2 separate regions of the Homo sapiens genome follow, and region 1 is linked to region 2. Evidence: read pairs that join two places in POLR2A ChIA-PET (ENCODE). Cell type or tissue: CD4-positive, alpha-beta T cell. All regions are shown on one strand.

Region 1 (2,500 bases), 100 kb after region 2:
TTAGTAGAGAAGGGGTTTCACCATGTTGGCCAGGTTGGTCTTGAACTCCTGGCCTAAAGTGATCTGCCCACCATGGCCTCCCAAAGTGCTGGGATTTCAGGTGTGAGCCACTGTGCCTGGTCCTAACTGGTCTTTTAAAGAAATTTTTGAATGCTAATTTGCAACACTCTGAATTTATTTTATAATATCACAGTGGATTGTAATCAGCAGTTTGATACAAGCTGGGCTGGGTAAAGCCTCAGTTCCTTACACCAGTGAGAGAAGGTAAGTTTGTGTTCTGGCCGGTGGGGCCAGGGAAGCAAATCCCATTTGTTCAATCTAGGCAGGCTTTTCAGAGAGGATTTCTGGCATCATCTCGGGATCAAAGCCAAGGATGGTCCAAAGAGTTGCAGGCCCAAGGGTAGCTGGAGGAAAAAGACTTGGGAAGAAGTGCTGAGCCACAGCGAGAGGGAAATGAGTGGATGGGGGCTGCGGGCACACTTGCCAGGAAAGCAGGAGGCCAGGTGTGGGAGCCCAAAGGTGAGGGAGATATACAAGACACCAGGGGCGGATCTCGTGAAGCTTTGTACTTGAAACAATAGCAAAGAATAGCAGCTATTCTTTCTCCAAGGCTGGTGGAGGGGCGACCTCCACGACCTTGCTAACCATACTTCTGGGAATCATCTCCTACACAGGGAGCAGAAATCCTTAACCCCAAAGTCCTGTGGCTTGCACTAGATTCTGTGTCTCTTCTAAGGGACTCTTCCTGTTGCCCTCATGCTAAGCAAACAAACTAGAGAATGAGTGCCTCACCACCAAGGCTAATCCCAGGTGTCTCATTTCGGTTCAGGATGTGGTTAGTACCTTGAGGAACTGTAGGTTTGAGAGAGAAAGCTTCAGGCAGCCAGATGGGATTGAGAGATTAGATGCCTAGGAAGAGCTCAATTTAACCCTATATTTCTTTCTCCAGGGAAAATAAAAGAAGCAAAAACAGGCCCTGCTGTGAGGGACCACGAGGCAGTGCCAGGATGAAAGAGTTGGAGTAACCTAGGTGATTCTGAGTGAATCAGTCAGGAGGCCTTCCTGGAGGGGGTGAGTCTTGAGCACTGGCAACAGTTAGTAACTACAATCTTACCATGCCTTTGTTTCTAACTGTGCTCCCTCTTTCTTGCTGGAGTGGGAAGGTAGATGGAAAGTAGCAGGGAAGACGAAGCCTGCAGGACGGTTCAAAGCTGTCATGGCAAACACTCCCCCATTCTGCAGGCCTCTGTGTGGGCTTAGCCGGGACAGTTCCAGAACTGATGAGGTGTCTAGCTCAAGCAAATCCCCCTGTGCTAGCCCCAGCATAGCTCAACCTCTGTGACAAGAAACTCCTGCTACACTGAATCCCCATTTCCTCCCCGAAGCCTTCCTCAAACCCACAGGGAACTCTACCTCTCTCAGCTTAGCTCTTACTGTCTGTGCTATTCTGCTTTAATTTTATTCATTTTTGAATAAGTAATATAGTCAGGGTTCAAAGTACAAAAGAGTATTCAGTGAAAGGTCCTTTTCCTGCTCCTGAATCTCCCCTGGTCAGGTGCTTCCTTCACCTGGTCAGTGCTATCAGTTCTCGTTCTCCAATAAGATTTTCAAATCCCTTGGGGAAAGGAATTGAGCCTTTGTGTCCCTCTGTGTACCAGACGGGGTAAACTGTCCCACCCCATCACCCAAGGGGGTCTTCCTAGGCACCATACCCTCCCTCTTCCATCCACACTGCTACTAACTCTCCTGGGTCAGACTCCGAATGGGTCATCCAGCTGCCAAGCAGGTCCCTTTCCAAGATACCCTCCACCGCTGTCATATTGCTCTTCCTGTAATGCTGGGCTCCCAGCTTAACGCTTTATTACTCCCCATGCCTTGGGTCAAGGGCAAATGCTCCTCAGCATGATGAACAAGGCCCTTAGGACTTGGTTTCAGCCACCTCTGTAGGCCCAATTTCTGCTACTCCTGCCATACCAGACTGCTTACAGTTCTGTGACTGGCTCTTCTGTCTCCCACCTCTAGACCATTGCAGGTACTGTGCCTTCTGCCTGAAATGTGCTCACCTCGCCTCGCTGACTCCTACTCGCCAGTTAGTGTTCGGCCCATTTCTGCCCCCGTGAGATTTCTTCACAGATGTTGCCCTCCCCCATTTGCTGAGTTTCCTGCATGCCGGCTCCTTCAGCACTCAAGGGTACCTCTTTGATTCTGCTTCTCACAGGGTAATCTCTGTTTAAAATCTGATGCCCCCAATTGACTGTAGGATCCTTGAGGGCTGGCCTTGCACTTCTCTGTGTCCCCCGCCTCTTGCAGAGTACCTGGTAGAGGCAGTTATTCAGTAAATACTGGTGGAATAAACAAATCTCTCCTATCTCCTAGACAATAGTTAATACAAAATAGATGCTCAAAGAGATTTCTTTTGTTTGATTTTTGACGGTGCTGCTGAATCTGATGTTATAAAAGAAGCCACATTTGTACCCCAGTCCAGAATGAATCCACCTCC
Region 2 (2,500 bases):
ACAGCCACTTGTTAACTATTTGTCCTAGCAGGAAACAAAGACCCAGAACTTACTTAATATGTACCTCCCGTGACTGCCATGTAGGCTCACTGAAGTCTAAGAATGTGTTCTAGTCATATATGGGTGTACACTAAATATCTAATTAACTGAGTCCTCCCATTTATGTACCCTGTATTGAAAATGTGCCTGGCTGATAAAAAAGGATGAGTTCATGTCCTTTGTAGGGACATGAATGAAGCTGGAAACCATCATTCTGAGCAAACTATCACAAGGACAGAAAACCAAACACCGCATGTTCTCACTCATAGGTGGGAACTGAACAATGAGAACACTTGGACACAGGATGGGGAACATCACACACCGGGGCCTGTTGTGGGGTGGGGGGAGCAGGGAGGGATAACATTAGGAGATATACCTAATGTAAATGATGAGGTAATGGGTGCAGCACACCAACATGGCACATGTATACATATGTAACAAACCTGCACATTGTGCACATGTACCCTAGAACTTAAAGTATAATTAAAAAAAAAAGAATCCCTGTTAAAATTTTCGCATTATACTTCCAAACCTTGAAAATTATTTTATTTTGAGAACAAAATATCACTTGAACTTGGATGTAAAAAGTAACCTGGCAAGATGCCAAATAATGGCAAAAAAAATGCCATTTATTTAGAGCAAATTTCATTGCTTTACATCTTCTAAAATATGAACAGGAAGTATGCTGAATAAATGTTTTGAATAATGTTTTCCAGATGTGATACAACCATTTAATAAACCACTACTGACTTAAAAAAAAAAAGAGAAAAGAAAAAAAGAAAAAGAAAATGTGTCTGGCTGAAACCTCACTTACAGGAAAAACCACCATTTCCTCCTGATTTGAGCTCCCTTTCTTTTCTTTTTCTTTCTTTTTTTTTTTTGTGTGTGAGAATAGCTTTTATTTTAAAACACTTGAAGCAATAACTCATCTATCTCTCTTTCCATCACAGGCAAATATTCTCCCCCCAAATTTGATGTAGTTTAAACAACAACTGTGACTAGTGCAAAACGAAACAAATACAATCTCTTTCAGGAGGCAGCATCAAAACCTACTGGGCTGGTGGGTACCGGCAACAGGCTCAGCCTCCACCAAGGCCGAGAGAAGCAGCACACTGAGGGAAGCAAGACTTGTGTGGTATCTCACCCAGCTTTGGACAGACTCAACAATACCTGGGGTGGGGGGAACCACAAAAGAATGATGCCTAAAATGAGACAAATATGCTTGGCTCCCTCATGTGGCTAATATCCTGATGCTAGAAAAATAAGTGCAAAGATAGCAGCTCCCAGGCAAAGCTGAGGGAAGACAGTTTGGGGCTCATTTGCTTTTGTTTTTTACTTGGGGTCTTACATATACATTGGTTTTCAGGCAGAAAAATTTTCTGCTTTCTGGGAGGTGTTCTGTGCCACATAGTGCTCCTGACTCCAGCAAAAATATTTGTGTTGTTTCTGTCTATTTGGATGCTTCACTGAATTACCTTTTCTACCTATGGTATTTCACTGCCTACCCCAAACCATGTAAGTGTAGAGTAGCATGTCCAATAGAATTACATTAGCCAGGCCAGGCACGGTGGCTCACGCCTGTAATCCCAGCACTTTGGGAGGCTGACGTGGGTGGATCACTTGAGGTCAGGAATTCGAGACCAGCCTGGCCAACACGGTGAAACTCTGTCACTACTAAAAATAGAAAAATTAGCTAGACATGGTGGTGCACACTTGTAATCCCGGCTACACAGGAGGCTGAGGCAGGAGAATCACTTGAACCCAAGGAGGTGGAGGTTGGAGTGAGCCGAGATTGTGCCACTGTACTCAGCCTGGGCGACAGAGTGAGACTCTGTCTCAAAAAACAAAGAAGTACGTTACCCCTATGTCTAATTTTAAATTTTTTAGTAGCCACATAAAAAATATAAAAATAAGTGAAATAATTATATTTATCAAATTATTATTTTATTTAATCGATATATCTAAAATATTGTCATTTCAGTATGTAATCAATATAAAATATTGATGAAACGTTTTATATTCTTTTCTGGTACCAATCCTTCAAGATCTGGTATATATTTTATGTGTACAGTACAGTCTCAATTTGGCAAGCCAAATTTCAAGTGGCCATTTGCCACATGTAGCTATTGACTATCCACATTAAATACTGCAAATCTACAGAATCTTATGCAAACTCTTTCAGAGTGATTTACTGAGTGGGAAATCTCTGTGACACTGTGCAGGTCATCTTATATACCAACTTAAGAGTAGAGAACTTTGTTTTTTTTGGTTTTGTTTTGTTTTTGAGCAGGTGTCACTCTGTTGCCCAGGCTGGAGTGCGGTAACATCATCACAGCTCACTACAGCTTTGACCTCCCTGGCCTCAAGTGATCCTTCCACCTCAGCCTTCCTGAGTAGCTGGGACTACTATCACACACCACCACGCCTGGCTAATTTTTTTTTTTTATATATACTTTGTAGA

Evidence for each region. Peaks named below come from ENCODE experiments on the same cell type or tissue, not always from the same donor. Only the 100,000 strongest peaks of a DNase experiment are listed, where the experiment ranks them.
Region 1: POLR2A ChIA-PET joins it to region 2 with 8 read pairs; 5 of 35 experiments call an interaction of 5 or more read pairs at or near these places.

What each region holds. Positions count from the first base shown.
Region 1 is chr12:51,382,032-51,384,531 of GRCh38, reverse strand. The region is part of intron 2 of GALNT6 (polypeptide N-acetylgalactosaminyltransferase 6); the gene reads left to right. Among named protein-coding and RNA genes, the nearest start is that of GALNT6, 8.1 kb to the left of the region's middle. In CD4-positive, alpha-beta T cell, no CTCF peak of the experiment used is centred here; no DNase peak of the experiment used is centred here.
Region 2 is chr12:51,481,775-51,484,274 of GRCh38, reverse strand. The region is part of intron 16 of SLC4A8 (solute carrier family 4 member 8); the gene reads right to left. Among named protein-coding and RNA genes, the nearest start is that of SLC4A8-AS1, 58 kb to the right of the region's middle. In CD4-positive, alpha-beta T cell, no CTCF peak of the experiment used is centred here; DNase peaks (open chromatin) are centred at 664 and 1,144; H3K4me3 peaks cover 470 bases; H3K27ac peaks cover 793 bases.